5 separate regions of the Mus musculus genome follow, and all the other regions are linked to region 1. A link is a loop called in an ENCODE intact Hi-C map of the cell type or tissue named here. Cell type or tissue: gastrocnemius. All regions are shown on one strand.

Region 1 (5,000 bases):
ACACGTATGCATCATACAAGCATCCCGGGACACACAGGGAAGACAGGAAGAGTAGTAGGGTCCCATTAGATAAAGCACTTTTTGGGAGGAAAAAGAGTAGTTATACTGCTTCAGTGTAATTTCAGTATAATTAAGGAAGACATTGGGTGTCGCTCAGGTGTCACTGTGCGTGACTCACATACACAGACTTTAGGATGGGCTGCCCAAGTGATGTGACAGCAAGAACCCACAATCCAAGCACTCAGAGGTGGAGGCAGAAAGAGCAGACATTCAAGGTCTTCCTCAACTTCATAGTGAGACTGAAGGATCCTGCTTAGGAAATAAGCAAGAAAGCCACCCTAAATTCATTTTGAACTCTAATGTTTATCATTACTGTGAGCTTAGGAAAGCTCTCTAAGACCATAAACCTCTCTAAGACAATTATTTACAGAAACAAACAAAGGCTTTGGATTAACAAGGGCAAGTACTCAGTGGAAGTGCTTTCTTGTCCCAGATTGTCCAGTGGAGGTATCAGGACTCTCCACTGAGCATCTGTGGCCTTCGAAGACCCCTCCCTGCTAGATTCTCCTGCCAGCTGTCAAAACAATTGAGCAGATTTTGGCATCTGCATAAAAAATTCACCACCACTCTCCAACTATACCTGAGGGCATCTTGGTTTTGTCAAAAACAGGGTATGGGCAGAGCTGGAAGTACGCCCCTGTTCAATTTCCCAATAGAGTCAAATTTTGTTGGGTGTTTACAAAGTTTATGTTAGTAGACAATGCATTCTTGGATATCAAGTAAGACCCCCCCCCCCAAACAAAACGTGTTCCACGCTGCATCTCTGAGGGACATGTGACCCTCAAAGCTGCTGTTAGGAACTACAGTAGTCCTCTAAGGCCAACCTGTGGCTTCTCCGAGTTCCCAGCCCTTCCCACACTCAAGAAATAGCCTATTGTGACCACGCTCATTGGACTAGTGAGCTAGCTTTCCCCTACACTGTTGCCGAAGACTTTGCCAGCACAGTATCTTGGGCTGTCAAGACACATGACGCTGTACATGCAAGGAGAGAGAACGGCCTTTTAGAATTAGACTCTGACATTTAGGGAGTAGAGACATCACACAGAGACAGCAAGGTGAGAGATTTCAACCTGATATGTGAACTATGACCAAAAATATCGCTTCCTACTGGGTCTCCTAGTCCTTGTACCAGAAAACTTCCCGAATCCTCAGGTTTGGAACCTGTACCCTCCCTACCCTCTCCCACCCCCATAAGCCCAACAAACCCAATTCAAGGATTGAGAAGAACTAGTTAATTCTAGTAGCTTTCTGCAGAAGAAAAAAGGTCCTAGACTTTGCATCCTCTAAAGTCAGGAGCATAGAAGTAGAGTGTGTGCTTTTCTTTCTTTTCTTTTCTTTTTTTTCTTTTGTGTGTGTGTGTGAGAGAGTTTAATTTTTTTAATTCGATATTTTCTTCATTTACATTTCAAATGCTATCCCAAAAGTCCCCCATACCCTTCCCCCCCCCCACTCCCCTACACACCCACTACCACTTCTTGGCCCTAGCATTCTCCTGTACTGAGGCATATAAAGTTTGCAAGACCAAGGGGTCTCTCTTCCCAATGATTGCCGACTAGGCCATCTTCTGCTACATATGCAGCTAGAGACACGAACTCCAGGGGTACTGGTTAGATCATATTGTTGTTCCACCTATAGGGTTGCAGATCCCTTTAGCTCCTTGGGTACTTTCTCTAGCTCCTCCATTGGGGCCCTGTGATCCATCCAATAGCTGACTGTGAGCATCCACTTCTGTGTTTGCCAGGCACTGGCATAGCCTCACAAGAGACAGCTATATCAGGGTCCTTTCAGCAAAATCTTGCTGGCGTATGCAATGGTGTCAGCATTTGGAGGCTGATTATGGGATGGATCCCAGTGTGCTTTTCATAATGAACACTAGGTGGCACTTCAGTACAGCTAAAGACATTTTCATTTCCATACACTGCAGTTTGTTCATGCTTGCTCTCATGTACTGCATTTGACAAGAAAATATCTTGATCCGTGGCAAGTGTGACCTTTCTTCAGAGCCTGAGCCATCACAGTAGACCCAAGTGCAGTTTCATCTCTCTGCTGTTTTGTGTTCCTATCATAAATTGGAACTGTGTCAAATGTTGGCTCTTACCCTCAAAGCTGTACAGGAAATCTCCAGCTCCCAGGACAGCTCTGACTTTGCGCAATTAAAAGCATGTCTTTGATTCACACGTGCTGAAGCCATGGAGACCATCTCTACTTCGTTGGCCATTTTACAAAGAGCAAAAGAAACTAGATGCTTTTTCAATAATAAAACTCCAAGGCTGGGTTAAAGCAAGGAAATGAAATGACCAGAGTCTATAACCCTCCGTACTGTTCATTTCTTAATGTCATGAAAGTGTGCATACGCTTGGGGGCGGGGGGCGTTCAGGTTACAGAAACTGTAAGTAATTGGGGAGAAATCATATTGCCTTACTCTGCCCACAGCATAGCCATTTTAAACAGCTGCTAAAATCTTCTAGAGTCAAACTGGTTCCTTGAACCAGCTTTTTTGGGCTTTCGGGTTGAGAGAGGGGAGGGAGGGTATTCTGAACCTGTGAGTTTGGGAAGTTCCCCTGTAGAAGGGCTAAGAAGCCCAGCAGAAGGTAGCATTTTTGGTCCTAACTCACTAGCTAGACTAGCTAGAGTGTGTGGCAGCATCCTTCCCATCTGTGTGAATGGCTTTCCCGGTGACTGCAATGCAGGAGGAAATCGAGGCTCTCCCAGCTGCACAACCACTCACTCATATAACTCATGTACCAGCCCAGGTATGTGGACCATTGCGACTCTCTCAGCACACCATGAGGTGTGTCGGGAGCGCAAAATGGAGCAATCATCTTTCCATCAAGAGTGCTCACAGCCGACTAAATATATCTGCTCAGGGCTTCCGCCGTGGCTCAGGGCTTCCGCCGTGGCTCAGAACTTCCGCCGTGGCTCAGGGCTTCCGCCGTGGCTCAGGGCTTTCGCCTTGGCTCAGGGCTTCAGCTGTGACTCATGCTGCTGTTTCAGTCTTTCACCTCCTGCCTCTCACCCAGAAGTTTCAGATGCCAGCGCATTCAGGAGAACTCCTGTGAGACAGGAGAAGCATCCAAATGCAGTAGTTGGTGGGCCTGCAGGACAGCGTGTTACGTGTAATCTGACACAGAGAGGACTAGCACATGTTCTCGCTCACGTGGGAGCCCAGAGCTTTAGTGTGATACCAGCAGAGCGCCCTCTGGGCATGAGCAGAGGTTGGGAGGGGTGCAGGGCAGGGAGGGCGAAGAGGCGATGCTTAAGAGGAACAACCTCTAACATTCTGTAGTAAGGTAGGGCAACTATTTGACACTTGCTGTATATCTCAGATACCTGGTAGAAAAGAGTTTGGATATCCTTGAGCTGAAGGGAAAACCAATGGCATGTATATGCATTGAAATGTCATACGGGGCCCCATAACTAATTTTTAAGAAATGTAGAAAAGTTCCAGTGCTTTTTCCTACCCAGGTGAGGTCTGAGCACAGATTCTGTTTCAGAGACTGGCTCCAGGCTATGTTTGGAACACAGGGTGGGTTTGTCATTTGGAAGCAGGGTTGGGGTGGGACTTTTGACGAATTTGTTGGCAGACATTTGATAACCTCCCCTTGGGAACTCATTTGCCTGAAGCTTTCTCAGTATTTGCAACTCTGTAGGGGACCCTGGCAGCTTTGCAGATCACTCTGTGGTAAAAACAGGCAGAAAATGCCGCCCTTCGCTCCCACCTTCTTTCTTGGAGCCCAGGAAGTGCAGCAAACCTGGAAGGCCAGTGAATATTACTTCCAGGTAAACCTTGTTTTGGACTCGTAGTGCAGAGGAGGGGCCTCTGGCCTTCCATCCCTGAGGGGCGTGTGCAGCCCGGCCATATTGGACATGCAGTGCGGATAAGAATTCTATCTGCGTGCTGTGAAGCCACTGAGGGAGTGGGTGAGCATCCTCTATCAAGCCACACTGAGGACAGAGTTCTGCAGTCTAAAAGTCTGTTGAATTTGAATAAATGATAAACTACCTAAAAGAAATCTCTTAGGAAGTTCATGAAAAAATGTGCTGACAATGGGCTCTTTAAACTGTAGTCATAATAATTTCTACACAGGACATTCTGTTTGTAGATACACTCAGCATCAGGCTGATGTATGGGTCACTCTGGTGCCATTGCTTCATGTCAAACAACAACAACAAAAACAATCTAGAGACAACCAAATTTCAATCCAACACACTTTATTTTTTTTTCAACTTATTTTTCTTAATTTTCAATGATCAAGTATTCATGATGTTGTAAACCCAGGTTTATTAGTCCTTTGACAATCAGTTTCATTAAACATAAAGAAATAAGTCATACGGCCCTCCATACCATACCAGGTCTCCAAATAAATGTTTGTTCTAAAAACCACAAAAATCAAACTCTACATTATAACTCAAAGCAGCCTTTCATCACAAACATGCCTCTACAGAGAAGTACATAGACACACAGGACAGGCAGAAAGACACACACACACACACACACACACTTCACAGATATCCTAATACCAGTTTGACACAGTTTCACATTTCCTTACACTACAAAGTTAAAGGCTGGCCTTGGGCTTCATGCTCCTAGATTAACATTTGGGTTTGGGGTAGAGGTATATAGCTGAAGACAACTGCCCACCGTCGAGTCTTACTCCTCAGTTTAGTTTAATATATCCTTACCATTATTTTCATTTTCAATAACATTAACTTCTTCACTTTCTACATATAGAGTAGACTGCCAGTCAAGGACAACAGTGTCGAATCCAATGCTAAAGGGCAGCTCGCAGGGCGTGAAACTTTCTGCAGAAGATATAAGATTATCTAAATATGTTTTTATCTCTGAAATTATTTTTAGCATCTCCTTATTCTTGATAAACTAAATATCAAAAGCACTGACTCTTGCATAGAAAAGGATTCTCCTGTATACTTCTCAGATT
Region 2 (5,000 bases), 130 kb after region 1:
GCCACCATACACAGTTGATAAAATAAGGAATTATTAAGTCTAGTGAGTGGGTATATTGATACTTATTTTACCATTTGTGCGTATATTTACTAACAAAGTTAAGTTAGTAACTCCAAGGGCAGTGGGTAAACTAAAGACAAAGTACAGCCCTTCTAAGCTGACCATCTTCTTCACTCTCTTGGAAAATCTCATTCAGACATCAAGGAATCTACCAACACATAGCTAAGAAGTTACTAAACAGCCACATAGGTGAGCTCCTTGGTGAATTCTAAGCCAGGAACGAAAGAGAGAGAAAGAGAGAGACAGAGAGAGAGAGAGAGAGAGAGAGAGAGAGAGAGAGAGAGAGAGAGAAGACAACATCCAAGGTTGTCCTGTGGTGTACACACAGATGTATACACACACACACACACACACACACAGAGTGCCTTTAGGTGTTTTAAGTGTTAGGTGGACTCCAGCAAAACAGAACAGAGAGCAATTAACTGGTCTAACAACACTGATCCTTTCCAGGGGTTCAAAACCATCTTTTAGTGCACTTTAGAAGGAGCAATTACTAACTACAGAGAGATGCTGACAACCACCAAAGTTACATCTAGAAACTCGGTTAGCCCTGTGCATACCTGGCTGACCTCCCATGGATACCCGGAACTTATCCCAAACACCTCTGTCTGCTGTGCTCTTAAATGAAAGGCAAGGAATGAAACCCAAGAGCCTGTGTTCTTCAGAAGACAGTAATGAACTCTCACAAACTCCAGTAACTGAGGTCTTCTAAGCCCAATGAAAACAGCCTTGGATAAATCCATGGCCCATGCTGTTGCTTCCTCGTGGGCAGACATAACTTATTCATCTACTGTTTTTCAGGCTTTGTTGGTGCTGGGTGATCAGACATGTTCAGAATAGAGTTTGGAAGTGAAGTGACATAGCATATGTGGTCTGGCTACCCCATCATCTGCTTTTAGGGATGAGAAACAGATGTAACAATGCAAAGCAATGACTCAAAACTGCTGGTGAGCTCTCCTCCTTTCTGGTCATTTCTTGGAAAGAAAGCTTAGAAGATAAACTTGACAAATAGAGGTTCCCCAAAAGTGAACAACAAGAGGAACGGGCCCTGTGCTGTCCTATTTTTCAGCCTTTGTATTGGTGAGAAAAGACAACTGTGAAATTATTTCAAAGAGCTCTTTATCCCAAACTGAAAACATACTACACCAAAAGCAGGACTCAAAAGGAATGAACCATAATGCTTAATATACTTGAAAACACAAAAGGTTGTGTTCCTTTGTGACTGGGGAAGAAAAAGAATGTCACTGTGAGCCAACTACATGCCTGAGAATTCCAAGTCTTACCTAGGTACAAGGATGCATTGTCTTTCTTGACGTTGTCATCTAAATAGGTTGGTCCCAGGGTGTAAATCGGTGTAGAGCCCATTCCAATGAGAACCTGTGCACAAACGAATAAAGCCACGTAGATCCAGTGACTATTTCCTCCCGAGTCCTTGGGACAGGGAGGAGGCTCCAAGATGGCTGTGGAGTTGCCATTCTGACAAAGGCCATCGTTGGAGGCCGAAGCGTTCAACTCTTGGATTTGATAGGGGGGTGAGATAAAGTGAGGTAAAGCGAAGAGCGCAGCCCCGATGGCAATAAGAAGTCCACCCACTGCCAGCCATAGGGGCCTTCGCCCACGGCCACCAAAGTAGCTGACGAACACCACCACCACCAGGTTTCCTATATCAAAGCAGCTGACCAGCAGCCCTGACTCAGAACTCTTCAAGCTATAGCGCCTTTCGATGGTGGTGATGACACTGCTCAGGTACCCAGAGACCATTAACGCCTGGATGAAAGTCAGAAAACACATGCACACTAAGAAGCAGCGAGAATCCGTAAGGACCACGTAGAGACACCTTCTCTCCTGGAGTGTGGCCAAAGTGGAAGATACTGACACAGTTTTGCTGGGGTCCATCCTGTGGTTACAGTCCATGAGTTCCGTTGTAGTGCCTGCCGAAGTGGATGGAGCAGAAGGGCTGGGGACTATCAAGTTCCGTCCTAGATGCGTCTCCTGGCGACCTGGAGCTTCATTGCAACCCAAGGCCAGTTTGCCATCTGCATTCCCAGCACTGAAATTCTGCCGGCAGGAGGCGCTGTGCAGGACCGGTAAACTCTTAGACCTGAAGGACTCTGACTCGCACTTCTCTTGGACAGCTCCAACCGAAGACGGTGCCTCTAGCTGCTGTTGGGCCCGAGACTGCGCATCCCCTTCGTCCATGGCTCTTAAAATGTGATCGCTGATTCCATATAAGGCCTCCGGCACTTTTCATCCACCTGAACGAGGGGCTGATGCCCGGCCCACTCAGTCGTCTCCTCCTGAGACCCGGGCTGGGGATGGCAGAGCCTGGAAGCAAAACATCTCAGCAGCAGGGAGGTGCCCAGAGCATCCTGACCCGAGGCACAACAAGAAGCCACCTTGTACCGGGGGAGGTAAAGGTCCACGCGGTCCTTCGAGGAGTCCTGCTTGGTGTCCACTCTCAGGGATAGCTCGCGGTAGGCGCTTTGCGCGTCCGGTGCTCATCCCCTCCGCCGCCGCCTCTCAGACGGTGGCCAGAAGCTAGAGCGACCTGGGCCCAGTGTGGGGTCTCTTAGCGCAACTGTCCGAACAACATCCCACTTTGTGGCTCCAGGGGTGTTCGGTGCCCACCGCAAGGCTTGTGACACACAGGGTCGTGAAGCTGCCGACCTGTAAAGCAGAGAATTGATGGTCAGAGGGACGGATGCACTTGGGGCTGGCAACCCGGGGTCCGGTGACTAGTGCTAAGTAACCTCGTGGACCCCAGAGGGACCGAGGTGCTAGCCAGGAGCTGAACCGTGCAGGAGGGACCTGCAGAGACTGCAGCCTCAAGTCCCGGAACAATGAGCAGCAGGCGGTCCGCCAAGACTCTCGCTCATTGTCTGCGGCGGGCCTGCCCCCGCCCCGCCCCTTTTGCCTTAAACAGTGCGTTTGCTTTTATATGTTAATAATTATCAGCCTGGCAGCTCTGACTCAGAAGGCAGTGTCTTTTATTCGAGTGAACTAATAGCAACCTTCTGGTACTCCTACTCCATGACTCAAAATAGAAGATTCCCAGAAGAACAAAGGAAAGTTTTTTTTTTCCTTTTACAAGCACACAATACATTCCTGGTCTCAAATTTTAAAATACATTTTTAAGCGGTAGAAAGAAAACTACGTGTAGAAATATGTGTGCACACTTGTACACTGGCACGTGTGCGCGACGAGATGTGAATGCGTCCGCTCCATCAAACACCTACTTAAAGTCAAAGACAGCGCGTGGGGGGAGGGGATCAACATGCTTGCGTGGTTATTCTCTACACTAAAAATAGCCCCTTGCCGGAAAGAACTATATTCAATTACAAGTAACGAGGGCATTCGAGGCTGTGGCCCACGTTAAGTCCCAGAGCGCAAGGTTGAGCGAAACCGAAAATCAATTTGCTTTGCAAATGGTTGAGTGAAGCCACACCAAACAAAGAGACGCTGGCAAGCTGGCACAGCGTGCGCGGGGAGCCCACCGAAACGGCTCAACACAGGCACGCCGGCCCGGAGGTGTGCTATTTGCCAAGCACACCCTGAGAGCGTGAGGTGTGCGAAGGCCTGAAGTATAACACACACACACACACACACACACACACACACACACACACACACACGAGTTCACTTTGTGCGAGCCAGCGCTTGGTTTGAATTCAGCGAGCGCTAATACAGGTGCGCCTCCGCTGTAAACCCCATCCCTAATCTTGGGGAACCCTATACTCCTCCTGCCCCGGCGGCGAAGTGCACCAGATGGGAGGCATTGGGGTTCTGCTGCGTTGGGTTTCGTTCTGAGCTTTTGTGATGCTGCTGCGAAAAGAAAAAAGATGAGAGAGGCGGCTACAACATCTCCCAGTATTGTTCAGGACCGGACTGCCAGTGGCTTGCAAGCCGGCACTTGGGCTCCGCCCGCTCACCCCTGCGCCTTCCCGGGGAACTCCACCCGTGGCTGCACGCCGAGCTGGGGAATCCCGGCGTCGGAGCCCCTGGCTGAGGGAGCAGCCGCATCGCGACGCAGACTCGCATGGGATGGACACGCGGATCCCCGCCCCGAGCTCTCGGAACCAACGCGGAATCCTAGGGACATCCCCTCCGCGCGCGCGCACGCACACACACACACACACACACACACACACACACACACACACAGCCGGTGGGAGGACAGAACCGCCAGGCACAGCTCGCCGCTCTGCTAGGCGCACAAGCTTTCGCAACTCACTAGCGAGGGTGACGACCAATCTGCCGGGCTGGGAGAGGATCAGCCGCTGTAGGACGGCAGCGGTGGGGGAAGATGGGCCAGCCGCCTGCGGAGACCGTCTCGGTCCCGCCGCCGAGAAATCAGGGAGTGAGACTGCGAGTCGAGCTGGCTAACTCTTCCCCCAACCTCTGGCCTGTCACCCAAGCCTCTTCTCCCCAGGCAGACACACACGCACAGAGACGCGCCAGGACCGGAGCAGCAGAGGGCGCAGGCGCGCGGGCAGCCACCCAGCCCAGCCCTCAGGCAACCAGCCACCCCGCTGCCCTTCATCTGTACAGTGGGAAGACGAACCGCACTGAAGCCCCAAGGGTGCGGGTGTCTTTAAGTCACCAAGGTGGACAGAAAGACCATCTCATGTGAAATACTTCTATTGGCTTCTACCATGTTCACCACACACCATGTCTTTTCTACCATAGCAGATTCTGGGGACCAAAGTGGAACAAGATCCCTAATGTTAGGGAAACTTGTCTTGCCCTCTCCCATCCCCCGCCAAAATATCCACGTAAAAGGATTTTATACAGTTCATTCTATACAGTGTGCGACTGCAGAACTAGACACCCATTCACTTTCCTGTCCGGATCAGGAAGGGCACTTGCAAAGGCACAGAGGCATGGCACTACAAGTAAATCAGTTTTCTCAAGAGCGGCAGGGAACAGGACACAGGGGGTTC
Region 3 (5,000 bases), 270 kb after region 1:
AGCCAGGTTCTCTTTGGTATGGTAAGTAGGCACCTCAGCCTTTGGTCCTGGATAGTCTGCTACTACTACACCATACTAGATACATACAAGGTCTTTGACCTTGACTGGGATGCACTCTAAGATAGCCTCTTTCCAAAGCATTTCAATGTTTAGATGGCCCAAGAATCTGGGTATAATACTTTTCTTTTTTCCTTGGAAAAAAAAAGTTTTTTTTTTTTTTTTGGTTTGTTTGTTTGTTTTTTTGTTTTTATTAAGCATGCATATAGCAGGAATGGCATTAGATATATTCCAGTTTAGATTTTTTTTTTCTGTTTTACAAAAGGAATATGGCACTGGTGAAAGAGCTACATGGATGGACGGGTGGACAGAGGTACAGGATCTACCCTAGCTCAACTAAAAAGAAGATAAGGTTTATTAACATACTGCAATTGGGCCCAAAGAAGGTTCTCAAGCTGCAGTTGTAAGTGACATAGCCTCAGGCAAGGTAAAGAAACCCTTTGTTACTGCAGAGGGGTAGGCGGGGTCATTACAATAAGCTATGGGGGAGGGAGGGCTTCAAGCAGCTAACACCAAAGACTTGGTTAGCTAATTTGTGAACAAGTGTTAATAGTTTTAACAGGAGTTACCCCCAGGACAGGGAAGTGTTTGAGATCTGTCAGATGTCTGCTTAAGTTTGCCTTCCCAGAAAGCTCTGCTGCAGAGGACAGGAGTCTGGTCTCCAAAGAAATGGCTTTAGGGAAGGTGGAAGGCTTGCTGGAGAGCCCAGGGAGGTTCAGCAGCTTTTCAGTCTGTGGCCTGTTTCTCTCCGAGCAGGAGAGGCTTGGTCAAGCCAAATACTAGCCTAGAAAGTGAGCCTTTGAAAGGATTTCAAGGTTTCTTGGACACATTTTGAGTGAAAACATTCAGGAGAGATAGAATTTATTTTTAGTGAATTTCTTTCTCTCTCTCTCTCTCTCTCTCTCTCTCTCTCTCTTTCTTCCTTCCTTTTTTTTTCCTTCCTTTCCTTTTCCTTCCTTCCTTCCTTCCTTCCTTCCTTCCTTCCTTCCTTCCTTCCTTTTTTGGTTTTTTTGAGCTAGGGTTTCTCTGTGTAGCCCTGGCTGTCCTGGAACTCACTCTGTAGACCAGGCTGGACTCGAACTCAGAAATTCGCCTGTCTCTGCCTCCCAAGTGCTGGGATTAAAGGCATGCGCCACCATTTAGTGAATTTCTAATTTCGTGTATAGTGTTGGGAATTGAACAAGGGGCCCTGTGCACACAAATAGTGCTTTGTTGGCTAGTGTTTGTCCCCTAGACAAAGGCTGGGACTGTTTTGGAAGAGGAAATCTCAACTGAGAAAATGCCTCCGACAGTCTAGTGCATTTTCTTAATTAGTGATTGATGTTGGAAGATCCAGCCTAATGTGGGTTGGGGTCTCTCCTGGGCTGGTGGTCTCGGTACTGTAAGAAAGTCTGCTGGGCAAGACAAGCGGGCAAGCCAGCAAGCAGCATTTCTCTGTGGCCTCTGCATCAGTTTCTGCTTCCAGGATCCTGTCCTGTTTGAGCTCCTATTCTGACTTCCCTCAGTGATGGAGTACACTCCAAGAATCATAAGGGGAAAGAAAGCCGGTCCTCCCCTTTGCTTTTCTCATGGTGTTCTCACAGCAATGGAAACTCTGACACTGGACTGTATTCTCCTGCAAGCTCCACTGTCCACATGACAGTTTCTGATGGCCTCTGGCTGAAGGCAGACAGGCAAAGGATGAGCAGAGTGGCCGGACGAGCTCAGACAAACCAGCAGCAGACCACATTGGGCTTGCTTTTGTTTGTTTGCTTGCTTTTTAATCTTGTCTGCATACCCACATCAGTCAATCAGACCCAACTGAGCACAGCTGACACCCGATCAATTCAGTCTTCAGCCCACAGAAGGTGCTAGAACTGCTGCAGGACCTTGCTGAGAAGCAGGCCTTCAGAGACTGCATCTGGGCAAGCATTCCTGCTCTTCAGGAAAAACCTGAAGGCCTCAGAAAGCAGCTCTCAGCCAGCTCACTCATCCGAGGGGAAAGATGGCTGCCAAGACCTGCCCGTGCCTTGGAGGCTTCCTACGTGTGAGGCTTCTGCCCCAGGCAGGGTGTTTGCTTCAGCCAACCTTTAAGGCTCCTTCAGTGGCTTCAGGAAATATCAACTCCTTCCAAGATTTCACATGTCTGCTGCCATGAGTACCCATATACCTGGGTGAGATCAGAAACAGAAGATCCAGCTGGGCGTGGTGGCGCATGCCTTTAATCCCAGCACTTGGGAGGCAGAGGCAGGTGAATTTCTGAGTTCGAGGCCAGCCTGGTCTACAGAGTGAGTTCCAGGACAACCAGGGCTATACAGAGAAACCCTGTCTCGAAAAACCAAAAAAGAAAAAAAAAAGAAACAGAAGATCATCAGGGCATGGTGGCACATGACTTTGATCCCAGAGGTAGGAGGCAGAGGCAGGCAGATCTGATCGTGAGGCCAGCCTGGTCTACATAGTGAGTTCCAGGACAGCCAGGGCTATGTAGAGAGATCCTGTCCACAAACCTGGGAGAGGCAATGGGGGAGAAAGAACAAAAGAAGACAAAAGAAGGGAGATCTTTTTACTCCTGCTCAGGGTGGTTAGAATTCTCTGTAGGAAGAGTCAAGCAGACATCCTGGGCCAGGCTAGGGGAAACAGTAGTGTATGAAGGAAAGACGAAGGACCAGAAGCTGCCACATAAGCCTTAAGCTGTCACCTGTATCCTCTGGGGACCTGGCCAGCCTTGCTGCTCGCCTCTGCTCCCTCTTCTGGTCACCAGCTGATGTTTATTTAGCTTAGTGTTTGGGGCCCCCCAGTGGGCAAACGTTCTGATGTCTCTCTGGGTTTGCTGCCATTAGAATGTGTATTCTAGGCTTAATAGGGGGAGCAATCAGAGCAGCTCTAGATTAATCTGTCATTAGTGAACAGCCTCACCATTGGGCACATGCATAGGCTCTGTCTTGGCCACTAGGGCCACTTGATTCCTGAGGCAGCCATATCTGTAGTAACTGATGAGGAAGTCTGGCTTGTGTTGAAAGTCCCCTGAAATTCGAGGGACCCTCACTCGAGCCCTGGTATGACGCGATGCCCAAGAACTCACGAGAGACCAGTCTTGATTCAAACAGCAAGAGGTTTAAAAGGGAAAGACCAGTGCACTGGGGACGACTCGTATCCCACGAAGGGGTAGAGGAGTCGCCCCCAGCTCAAAGGATAAGGGGCTTATAAAGGCAGAAACCGTAAACACCTGGCATGGGCTATAGCATTTGGCAAGCACAACGGGTTCAAGAAATAGTTGGAATATTCTGTATGAACATTTCCTAAAACAATGGAAGTTAAACTTCTACTTTGTGGTTAGTACAACCTAAAACAATGGGGTGAGTTAAACTTTTACTCCCTGCCATTAGTCAGGTCTATTTTGGACACAAGTCTAGGGGCTTACATAATTTTTCACTCTTCTCTCTCAGGATCTTTCAGTGTCAGCTAGCCAGTTTCCGAGTCTCCCTGGCTATGTGGTGCTGATCTTGGGTCAGATGTTTGCTAGTGGCATGAAAGTGCCACACTTGCACACGTTTGGAGGTCAGAGGAGGTACTGGTTTGTTTTATGTTGATTTGACACAAGCTGGAGTTATCAGAGAGAGTCTGTAGGGCATTTTCTTTGTGATTGATGGAGGAGGCCTAGCCTATTGTAGGAGGGGTTCACTCTGGGCTGGTGGTCCTGGGCTCTCTAAGAAAGCAGGCTTGAACAAGCCATGGGAAGCAGTAAGCAGCACCCCTCTATGGCCTCTGCATCAGCTCCTGCCTCCAGGTTCCTCCCTGCTTAAGTTGTCCTAATTTCCTTTGATGATGAACTGTGATGTAGAAGCTGAATGAATCCTTTCCTCTGCAGGTTGCTTTGGTCATGGTGTTTCATCACAGCAGTGCTAGTAACCCTAACTAGGACAGACGACAACCTGCAGGAGTCACTTAATCCCCTACCATGACGTTCAGGCTTGGTGGCAAGTGCCTTTACTTGCTGAACTGTGTTGCCGGATGAGGACCAATCATGATGTATCATTTCTATTTTGTGATGCTGCTGGACACCCTAACTAGGCAGGCAGTGCTTTGACTGGCCACCAGTTCTCTTCTTCCTGTCACCAGCCCCTGGGTACAACTTGTGCATGACTGGTATTTGTGGTTGCAGGAATGAGCTAGCAGCGTTTCTTAGAGAGCAATCCAGGGTTGATGCCTGGGATGATGGGGCACACCTGCAATTTCAGCACCTAGGAGATAGATGCAGGAGGGGTTCAAGGCCAGGTTTTGCTGCACAGTGAGTTTCAGATGTCACTGGAGGAGGAAGACAGGAGAGATAAAAATCCACACCTCTTGTAAGCAACCACACAACGGAGTGTGGTAGCTTCTGTAAAATATTAGAGATAATATTGCTTTGGCTTGGCCAGTATCCAAAAAGAAAAAGGGAAAGGGAAAGTGGACAGCTGGCTCGGTGCTATAGGCCAACAGCTCTGCAGAGATCTATGAAACTGACTGCTCGCTTCTGGTACCTTCCTGGGACGGGGTACCCTTGCCAGCAGCAGCAGCAGCAGCTTAACACAGTCCTCTCTGGGCCACCACCTGCAATGGCCAATGTTTCCCTTCATGCTAGAGAAGGGAAAAACCCAAACTGGGCCTCTAGCACTGCATGCGATTTAGGACCTGGGTTGAAGGCAGCGTAATTGCACTGTTTACCCCTCTTTCCTTCCCCTGCTTGCCTGTGGGGCTGAGAAACTGCTAGATCCTTGGACATCCATTCACAGCTGCTGCTGACCATGGCTGGGAGTTGGACTACAGACTTACGTCAACAGATTCCCTTACTATATACAGACTACCCGTAAGTTCTAGACTCTAGAGAGCCCTGACTATTACAGAAGCTGGTACCAGGAGGAGTTCTAGAGGAGCAGAAGTATAAGGATGAAATTCTGGAGTTGGTTTGATAATTCACCAGCACC
Region 4 (5,000 bases), 670 kb after region 1:
GGACAGGAAGCTGTCCGGGGGACAGCTGGCAGCCTGTGGAGAGGGCACTAGGCAGAGTGGGAGAGGGTAACGGTAGGAGGCCAGAACTCTAGCCCCGCCCCATGCTAATAAACTCAAATTTCATCTCAGGAGCAGAGAATGTGTGGAACTATTTTATGCAGGGGAAGGATGCTCTATATTTCAGGAAAAATATCACTCTGGTTGCAGTGTGGAACTTTAATTTATTTATCTATTTTGATTTATTTGTAGGGTTGTTTTATTTTAGGGAAAACTCTCACCTAGACCACACTGGCCTTGACGTCCTGTTCCCACCTCCCAGTGCTGGATTACAGGCCCTAGGTGTATGCCGGGAAACCTGGGCCTTAGAGAGAAATCTAACTTGAACGTAAACCTACAGTCTATAGTGCTAGTCTGAAGATATTTCATCAGGGCAGGGGAGGGACTATGTGAGACCAGGAGGACCAGAGCCGGGATCTCCACACGGAGGTCCCTGAGTGTGGAGTTCCACTATAATCCTGGGAGACAGAAATCAGGGATCCCTGGGGCAAGCCTGCTAACCAGACGGACCAAAGTGGATCCAGGATCCACTCAGGATCTCCAGGATCGATAAAAGACTCCGCCTCAGTAATCGGGACAATGGTTGAAGAAGACACCAAAGGTCAACTTCTGGCCTCTGTCTGCATGCACAGCCAGGCGTCTGTGTACCTACACATGTAAACAAGCAAACTTACACCCACATAACACCTACATCACACCATAAACACACAACGCAAACATGTGTATTCACACTCACAGCATATGCAGCCATGCAAACAGGCACACGCACACTCACACACATACTCACACACACACTCACACATACACTCACACTCTCACACATATACACACTCACTCACACTCACACACACACCCCACATATACACACATGAAGAAAGTTTTCTTTCAAGGAGTCAGTTCAGTCGAAGTCCTTATCAGTTAAGCAGAGGTAACTGTATCCATCGGGCAAAGTAGCAATGCAGATAAAGTTCGTTATGGCCCATAGAGAACCCTGTAGAGAGTCGGGGTCCCAGCAAACACTGAACCCCTTTTGCACAAATCTATCATAGTTAGCAAAGGACAAACGCCCTTGACGCGGTGCAGAATCAAATGTTCTTTTTGTTTGTTTGAGAGATATCATTAAATGAGTTTCTACAAGCTGTAGAGACCAAATTGGGTTTTCCTGTAGTCCTTTAATCATCTTTGTGGTTCTTTGCAGAACTCTTCTCCAGTTTCTCAGAATTCCCTGTCAATTGTGGAGACCACAGCTAGATTAGTCACCGTAGAGAACCCATTATAATTAAATCAACACTGCGTAGCCACTTGGGCGGCTGGCTCAGGCGTGTACACCGGGCAGCCAGTCCCATCGACAAATAGGTTGTGTTCCAGGAGTTCATTAGTACATTGGTTGTTTGGAACACAGAAAATCTTTCCCCATAGAAACAGAGTTATAGGTGGTGGCTTGTTTCCCAGGCCTGCGCACAAAATCTATTTAATACACATGGAGCTGAATCAGGGCCTGGCAAAGAGTGTTCCTCAAATCTTTGACCCGCTTAAACCCCATGGGACACCCAATTCAAAAGGAGCGCCAAGCTCTGGCACCCAAATGTGAGCCCTCTAAGGGAGGCAGAGGAACCCTGTCAACAGCTTCAGACTGCCAATCATTTGCTGCGTGATTTGAAGAACACTTCTTGAAGCTGGGTTGAGTGGTTCACTCCTGTAATCCCTCGATTTTAGGAGTCTGGGACTAGAGGATTACCACAAGTTCAAAGCCTCCCTAGGCTACATGTAGGCCAGAGTGAGTTCCAGCCTCGGTTGGGTTACAAAATGGGATTCTGTCCTAAATTACTAACAAATATTTCTTTGAAATGGACCTTTTTCTGCCATTGTTTTTGGTATTATTTAACCAAGCAATCAAGGCCTTCCTTATGATAAAACAACCAATTATGCTGATTCATTATTCTTAATCTTCACGCTCTTCTTGTAGATGTTTTGTTTTTGTTTGTTTTGTTTTATCTTGGTTTGCAACTGTTTTCCCGTGACTGTGTGCCCCTATCTGGCAGGAGGAAACCCTTGGGGCCTTAGGGCCCCTCAAGGCCGATCTCCTTTCACTGAACAACACTGCCCCCCAGCGGAACACGCTAGCGTGCACACAGCCCCAGCGTCGCCCAGCCCACCGAGCGCATTCTCTGGGGCTAGAAACAAGTTCTGCATTCACGGGCCCAACAAAGAATCTTTGAGTACTTCCAACGACTTGGACCTTGGGAATGAGGAATCAAATTAGACTCGGTGTTCTTGCAGAGTGGCTGGGAAAGGCGAAAAGCAAATCGACACTGAAACCAGCAAGACATGAATATGATCAGATGATTTAAAAAAAAAAAAAAAAAGAAAGAAAGAAAAGAAAAAGATTACATGCAAACAAAGAACAGAGATGGATTAGTCAGCCCAGCCCAGAGGGCTGAGGTTCCTGAAGGAGGTGAGATGCGTTCTGAAACATGAGTTGGAGTCTGGGGTAGAACTGCCAACAGCAAAGGGCCAAAGGGCATTCTATGTAGAGGGAACAGAGATGCAGGAACGTGAAATGCCAAAAATATGTGGAATGTTTCTTCGAGTCATCTGCTTTTTTGGTAGGTCAGCACCACTGCCAGCCAGACGCTGACAAATTAAAATGTTATTTCAGTATAGCTTTAATTTGCTTTTCTCTACAGGGACATTTTTAGATAATGCAGTTTTGGAATATGCATTTGTGTTTTTCCCCCTTGGGCTGCTCAAATTTATCGTTGATTCACTATTGGGTGTGGGTCCTTTGAAGATTGCTAAGTTTCTCCTCTTTCTCTTTCGCTTGCTCTGCTGGGGAAGCCAGAAGAGTCTCACAGCTGCTAAACACTGCAATTTACACAACCTGCCTTACAGCCATAGCTCTGTGTGTGTGTGTTATGTGTATGTGGTGTGTGTATGTGTGTGTGTGTGTGTGTGTGTCTCCCAGGATCTAGCACTGGAGCTTGCTGTGAGGCTCTCTGCTCTGCTTCTCAGGCTCTGGGATTAATGGAACCATCTCACCAGCTTTTTTTTTTCTGTCTGGACCGGAGCTGAGGCCCTTTTGCTTGTGACGTAGCAAACACTATTGACTGAACTAGGCCTCAGGTGTTTTGTTTTTGAAAGCAGCATCTAGACTCTTTCCCCAAACTATTATGATTACTAATGAAAAGTTAGACCCTCATTTAGTTTAAATCTTTGGCGTGTCAGGCACCTGGCAGCATGCTATGACTGCACCTCAGCTTGCTAGGAGGTCTATTGAAGGCCCTCTGGATGAAGCTCACAGAACCTGGCTCTTCCAGCTGAAAGAGGCTGCTGCATGCTTCTCCAACCCACAGAAATGAGATCCGTGCAGCAAAGGGTGCCCTTATCTCTCTGAATGAGGTTCTAGAGGAGGCCAAACACCACACTGAGCTAGAGGGTCCTGTGGCCCCACTGTAATCACAATAAAGCCACCACAGGGTGGAGAGGAGGGCAAGCGGGGGGCGCCACAAACCGAAAGGGAGCAAAAGCACACATGGAAACAAACAAGTTTATCGGGGGAGAAACCCAACCAGCCCAAACTATCCACTAGCGGCCTCCGCGCCTCCTGGTCAGGCCCTGCTTCTGTGTCAGGCTCTGCCTCCTAATTCCCTGGAGTTCACTGATAGATGGTGTCACTCCTTCTCTCCTGTCCTCCCGGTGCCAAACACCCGCAGACTTCCTTTATTCTGTCTACACTTTTCCACCCTAAGCTAGCCCTGACTCCTTTTATCCAACCCATTGGTGCCAGAAGCCCCATCCCCTAACCCCTTAATGTTCTCCTCAGATTCTTGCTCTGAAGTATGCTGCCCCCAGCTGCCCCTTCCCTCCCCACTCCTCAGTGCGGTGCCCTAGAACCTGCCCAGCCCCCTTCCTCCACGTTGGTAATTGACCCAGCCCCGTTGTCATTCCCAAACAATCCAGCATTCATCCCAAGGCAGACCTTTCTCCTGCACCACTGTGGGTTGCACCTTGAAGTGATGCTTACGGAGGTCTGAAGGCTGACCCCTGATATCTCCAACATATTAGCATCTAGCTCACTGCCCATCTCTCTGATACCACTACCTTTAGCCCTCGTGGGTGGGTGGGTTGTTTGTTTGTTTGAGACTGGATCTTTCTGTTTTACCTCTGGCTGGCCTAGAACTAGCTCTGTCGACCAGGCTCATGGAACCTCTATCTTCCAAATGCCTAGATTAAAGGTGCTGCTATCATGTCTGGCTATCCCTGCTGCCTTAGATGCACAGTGATGGTCTTTTCCATTTTCAAGGCCCTTAAAAGAGCCTTGAATGCCCCTTGACTGCCAGAAAGCACTTCTCCGTTTCCTCAGCCATGCGCCCCAGTGGTCGTTCTCCAGACTTCCCAGGCTCAGGGCTAGGTACCGACTCTTTGAGCTACACCTCTGGGCTTCAGACACACATCCACTTATGCTGTCCATTTGGGACACTTTTTACTAATTTTATACATATTTTCAAAGAACCAATTTGGGGTTTTAAACACTATTTTTTAACTTTATGTTTCTGTGTATTTATTTGAAAATCTTTGTCTTTAATTATAGTTTCTTACCCAGTTACACTTAATTAATTACTATTACTAGAAGGCTAAACACACCTCCACATTGCATAAAGCCAATTGTCTTTCCCGGCCTGTTCTCCCTTGTAGTTCTTGCCTGTCCTTTTATTATTCAATTCCCTTGATTAGAAACTGCCCACCTTCTAATTACTCTTTATGTGAGTGCTTGTGTGGGGTGGCGTAGGTACCTAGATAACTGCTCCAATGAGAAGAGCTTTTTTTTTTTTTAATTTAACTTTTTAAAGTCTAATGTAAGTATAAATTGGTACTTGAATCTCTTTTCAGGCAATCCTGAGACCTTAGAATACTTAATTTCCATTTACTTTCTTGTTTGTTTG
Region 5 (5,000 bases), 190 kb after region 1:
AGAATGTGGTGTGGAGGGGTGGGGTGTGTGTGTGTGTGTGTGCACCCATGCGTGTGTACGAGCATGCTACTGTGGAAGCAGAGGTCTTGGATCCCCTGGAGCTGGAATTGCAAGTGGTTGTGACCTGAGTGCCAGGAATTGAGCTCTGATCCTCTGGAGGAGCAGCAAGTGGTTTTCCTGATGCAGTGGCCCATGCGTACCTGCAATACCAGCACTGGTGAAGCTGAGACTGGAGACCCATGAGTTTGAGGTGAGCCTGAGGTGCGCAGTGAGCTTCAGATGAAGATCCTGGGCTAGAGTAAGACCTACCTCCGAAGGAAGAAAAAGAAGAGAGGGAAGGCGTGAGAGGAACCTGCAAGCTACATAGGCATCAGGCGTGAACACACACACAACCTGAGGCAAGATGCTGATCGTATTGTTCTCATCAGTTTTGTTTGGCTTTTGATTTTCTAGCGGCATCTCACTAAGTAGCTGGGTTTATCTCAAACATGTTATGCTCCTTTCTCCGCTCCCAAGTGGGCTGGGGTTACAGGCGTGTGGTCCCTCCTCTGCTTCTAAAGAACAGTGAATTGCCACTGATTGTTTCTGGAAACATGCCCTGGTCAAGTGGTCTGCAAAAACTCAGGATGAGTCGTCTGGTTCTCCACCTGTGGGTGGTGACCCCCTTAACAAACTTCTATCTGCAGAAAGAATTTACGTTGGGATTCATACCAGTGGCAAAATTACAGTTGTAAAGTAGCAATGAAAATCCTTTTCTGGTTGGGGGTCACCACAGTGTGAGGAACTGTATAGAGGGTCACAGCGTTGGGGAGGTTGACAGCCACTGCTTGAAATGATCGAGGGACCTGCTCTAAGGAGGCGGCCTGCACACATAAGTGTCGTTACATCATTGGCTCACAGTTTCCATATTACACTGGAAGATCAGATTTTGTTTTGCAAGCTTCTACATTTTTGTTCAGATAATTTAATTTTCTGCTCAAGGTCAGAGAGGCTCCACATGTTTTGGAGTGTCTGTGTCACAGTTGAGCAATAAGAACTTTTTAAAGGACCACTTGTCAACCTAGACAGAGGTAATCCATTGCTAGAAATAGTATCCTCAGGCAGCTCGGAGGACTTCCCAACTGGACACAATATTCTTCCCCTAGTGTGTTGTGGGCCCACGTTCTTACCTACCAAACACAGCTTACCCTCAAAGTATCTAGTGAACTATGTATGTTTTAGTCACTTGACTTCATTCCAAAACGAGGCAAAGTTAAAAGAACACTAGGGAGTTTTTATTTCCTTCAAGAAAGGTGTTCAGAGCATTCATCATGGCAATGACATCTGTACTGGCTAGTTTTGTGTCAACTTGACACAGCTGGAGTTATCACAGAGAAAGGAGCTTCAGTTGAGTAAATGCCTCCATGAGATCCAGCTGTAAGGCATTTCCTCAATTAGTGATCAAGGGGGAAAGGCCCCTTGTGGGTGGGACCATCTCTGGGCTGGTAATCTTGGTTCTATAAGAGAGCAGGCTGAGCAAGCCAGGGGAAGCAAGCCAGTAATGAACATCCCTCCATGGCCTCTGCATCAGCTCCTGCTTTCTGACCTACTTGAGTTCCAATCCTGACTTCCTTTGGTGATGAACAGCAATGTGGAAGAGTAAGCTGAATAAACCCTTTCCTCCCCAACTTGCTTCTTGGTCATGATGTTTGTGCAGGATTAGAAACCCTGACTAAGACAACGTCATAATAGGATGCCCTATATAAGACAGGAGAAGGCAGGCATGCTGTCACGTGTTTATAATGCCTACTGAGGCGGAGGCAGAAGATCAGAAATTAAAGACCTGCCTGGACTTCATGAGACTCTTGTTTCCAAAGAAGGGAGGAGAGGGCTGGGGCCATGGTCCCACTGGTACTTGCCTCCTTGCATAGTACACATTTGATTCTGGGGTTCACTACTACATAACCCCGGTGGTATTACACACACCTGTCATCCCAGAATTCAGAAGTTTGAGGCCTTCCAGGGCTAATAAGACCTGGTCTCGAAACAACACACACACAAAGCCTGTCTTCTCCTTCTCTCATCTCTCCCCACCAGTCTAGACTTGAGGCCAGTTCTGAACAGTCACTGTGGTCCCTGGCAAATCTCATCTGTGTGTTTCCAACAGTTCAGAGGAGTCTGTGAGTTGACCCTCTGTTTACTACTCAGCCAAAGCAGGGTGTCACGTCAAGCTCTCACTATCGAGGAAGTATAAAGCCCCGAGCTCATGTTTCTACAGTTTGGTTACCCGAGTGACCTTCGCTCTTCTTCCCCACACTGGCTATTTCATAGCTCCTCTTGATTGCTCCCCTTCTAAAGCGATGGACACTCTAAGTTCCTGAACCCATCTTTTTGTGAACGAGGGTGTAAGTCTTCAGGTGCTGCATCACCCTGAAGCACTATGCTGTCTCTAGGATGCTCTCAGCATCAGGACAGAATCAAACCCGTTTCCCTAGCACAGAGCCACCCAGGACCAGAAATAACAGCTTCACAAAAGAGCTCGCTCTGTACACATGGGTCCCAAGGAAGAAGTGAGATTCTTTCCCCCTCACTGAGGAAAGGGGGCCGTCTTTCCTGCTAAAGAGAAAGAAAGTGAAGTTTCCTGGAATCTTCTTTTTCTCCTCGTGAATCTCATTATGTCATCGAAATTCTAGGCTTAATCGATGCTTCTGCCCCAGCTTCTCAATTATCTGAGATTTCAGATGCCCACCGCGTCCAGCTCAGAAAATCAAATTGTGGTTACTATTCTAGACATTTCCAGCAGAGGGCGCTTCGGTGCAGGTAGCCAGAACACCGAAGTCATCCAGTTTCTGGCCGCAAACTCAGATTACTAGATTGCCAACAGGGTTTCCAGAACGTGGGTAAAAGAGACTGAAGTGGCAATCCCCACGAAAACAAAAAAAACAAAACAAAACGGTCAAGGGTGCTTCGTACTGAAGTGGAAGGTGAGTGAGGCTGTGTGGGCAGATCGCAACCGTCATTTAGAACAAACCTGAAGCAGAGCGGTGTAAATGACTGTATTCCCAGCACTCAAGAGAATAGCTGGAGCTTTGGCCAGCCTACAGAGGAGACCCTGTGCTGTTCTCAGTATTCAGTTATGCTACCCTCTAATGAAGTACATTGTACTTCCTGGTAATTTCATTTTTATGAAAGGCAATACTGGATTCCTGCCTTTCTTCCTTTCTGCCTGTAGTCCGTTTTTAGGTTGATCAACAGGTTGACATTACACTTGTGACAATTCTCTTGCCTCACGGAACGATAACGTTTCAAAGGGGAAGACTAATTAGGATTGGTACCGTTAGTTTTTTGTCAACACAGCCAGAGTCATCTGGGAAGAGGGAACCTGAGCTGGGGGTTTACCTCCATCAGATCGTTTGTGAGTATGTCTGTAGGAAATGTTCTTAATCATTAATATCGGAGAGCCAGACCATCCCCGGTGGTGCCACTGCTGGGCCGGTAGTCCTGGGTGATACAAGGAGGCAGGTTTACTGGCTAGTAAGCAGCACTCCTTTGCAGGCTCTGCTCCACTCTCTCCTTCCTCCCTTCTGCCTTGAGTTCCTGTCTTGACTTCCCTCGGTGATGAGCTGTACCCTGAAAACCAGATAACTTGTCCTTAATTTACTTTTGGTCATGGTAGACTTTTTATTATTGTTGTTTTGTTGTTGTTGTTGTTGTTGTTGTTTTTATGTGTATGGGTGTTTTGCTTACAAGTATGTCTGGGCACCATATTCATGCACAGTGATGCCCAATGATTCCAGAAAAGGGCCGAGGATTCCCTGGGACTGGAGTTACAGAAAGTTAGGAGCTGCCATGTGTGTGCAGCGAATCAAACTCTGGCCTTCTGGAAGAGCAGCCAGTGCTCTTAACTGCTGATCCATCTTTCTAGCCCACTTCGTCACGTTGTTTATCACAGCAGTCGAAAGCAGACTAGGACATGATGGAAAGGAGTCAAAAGCTTGGTCAAGGGATCTTTAGAGATGGGAAGGGGAACTTTTTAAACGTTGGTCCTGCCATGCTCTCCCAGAGGCATGGTGCCTTCTCTGTCTTTCCTAGTGCTTTCCTTTGCAAAGCAAGCAAATATCATCTACTTTGGTGTTTTAAGAAATAGTACGGGGGGGCTGGTGAGATGGCTCAGTGGGTTAGAGCACCCGACTGCTCTTCCGAAGGTCCAGAGTTCAAATCCCAGCAACCACATGGTGGCTCACAACCATCCGTAACGAGATCTGACTCCCTCTTCTGGTGTGTCTGAAGACAGCTACAATGTACTTACATATAATAAATAAATAAATCTTTAAAAAAAAAAAAAAAAAAAAAAAAAGAAATAGTACGGGGCTGGTGAGATGGCTTAGTGGGTAAAAGCACCCGACTGCTCTTCCGAAGGTTCAAAGTTCAAATCCCAGCAACCACATGGTGGCTCACAATCACCCGTAATGAGATCTGACTCCCTCTTCTGAAGTGTCTAAAGACAGCTACAGTGTACATTATATGTAATAAATAAATGTTTTTTTTTTAAAAAGAAAGAAATAGTACATTTCTCAATGGCCTCGAGAATTAACCTGCAGGAAAAGGAAAATGCTGTGTTTCTTCTCCAAAAATCCTATAGGTGGCGCACAGACACCGGTTTCAAGTGATGGGTCCCAGCTTTGACCTTTCTGCCCAAGTCCGGTTTGTCGGGAACTCTTCTTCCTTCTGCCTCTACCCCCTGCCAGAATTACAGGGCTGCTCTTGGCTCTGAGTTGTTCGGTGTAAGTGAGAAAGCAAGCAGCACCTGCAGTCCTGAGGTGTCACCTAGCAGCTCCCTTCTAACAAGGCTGCGCTCCTCTTGGGAGGACATAGCCAAGAGTCACTGAAGGGCAAGCTCCCTCAAAGCTCCTCTCTAAGGTTAAATAGCAGCATGACCTCGACCCACCTCCTAACCTTAAGGTTCATATTCTCTCTGCAAAACATCAAGGGGGTCTGGAGGAACACTGAAGTCCCTCCTG

The links. A loop is a pair of places that touch in the nucleus more often than their neighbours do. Peaks named below come from ENCODE experiments on the same cell type or tissue, not always from the same donor. Only the 100,000 strongest peaks of a DNase experiment are listed, where the experiment ranks them.
Region 2: a loop joins it to region 1, with 4 times the contacts of the local background. A loop is called at or near these places in 11 of 42 quality-filtered maps.
Region 3: it touches region 1 in a loop (18-fold over the local background); 31 of 42 quality-filtered maps call a loop at or near these places.
Region 4: a loop joins it to region 1, with 2.9 times the contacts of the local background. A loop is called at or near these places in 15 of 42 quality-filtered maps.
Region 5: a loop joins it to region 1, with 7 times the contacts of the local background. A loop is called at or near these places in 15 of 42 quality-filtered maps.

What each region holds. Positions count from the first base shown.
Region 1 is chr1:12,862,294-12,867,293 of GRCm38, forward strand. It overlaps Slco5a1 (solute carrier organic anion transporter family, member 5A1), which reads right to left. Exons shown (of 9, transcript NM_172841.2): 9 at 4,256-5,000. Among named protein-coding and RNA genes, the nearest start is that of Slco5a1, 130 kb to the right of the region's middle. In gastrocnemius, CTCF peaks have their summits at 1,933 (motif pointing right) and 3,264; DNase peaks (open chromatin) are centred at 1,940 and 3,087; H3K4me3 peaks cover 992 bases; H3K27ac peaks cover 1,989 bases.
Region 2 is chr1:12,988,237-12,993,236 of GRCm38, forward strand. It overlaps Slco5a1 (solute carrier organic anion transporter family, member 5A1), which reads right to left and starts at 2,899. Exons shown (of 9, transcript NM_172841.2): 1 at 1,344-2,899. The coding sequence starts at 2,259. In gastrocnemius, CTCF peaks have their summits at 2,125 (motif pointing right) and 4,514 (motif pointing right); DNase peaks (open chromatin) are centred at 1,644, 2,128, 2,503, 2,898 and 3 more places; H3K4me3 peaks cover 4,861 bases; H3K27ac peaks cover 2,784 bases.
Region 3 is chr1:13,131,695-13,136,694 of GRCm38, forward strand. No RefSeq gene overlaps it. Among named protein-coding and RNA genes, the nearest start is that of Prdm14, 7.0 kb to the left of the region's middle. In gastrocnemius, a CTCF peak has its summit at 2,824 (motif pointing left); DNase peaks (open chromatin) are centred at 2,038, 2,805 and 4,602.
Region 4 is chr1:13,529,528-13,534,527 of GRCm38, forward strand. No RefSeq gene overlaps it. Among named protein-coding and RNA genes, the nearest start is that of Tram1, 58 kb to the right of the region's middle. In gastrocnemius, a CTCF peak has its summit at 2,171; a DNase peak (open chromatin) is centred at 2,167; H3K4me3 peaks cover 225 bases.
Region 5 is chr1:13,047,545-13,052,544 of GRCm38, forward strand. No RefSeq gene overlaps it. Among named protein-coding and RNA genes, the nearest start is that of Gm39592, 55 kb to the right of the region's middle. In gastrocnemius, CTCF peaks have their summits at 2,769 (motif pointing right) and 4,614; DNase peaks (open chromatin) are centred at 2,803 and 4,697; H3K4me3 peaks cover 549 bases.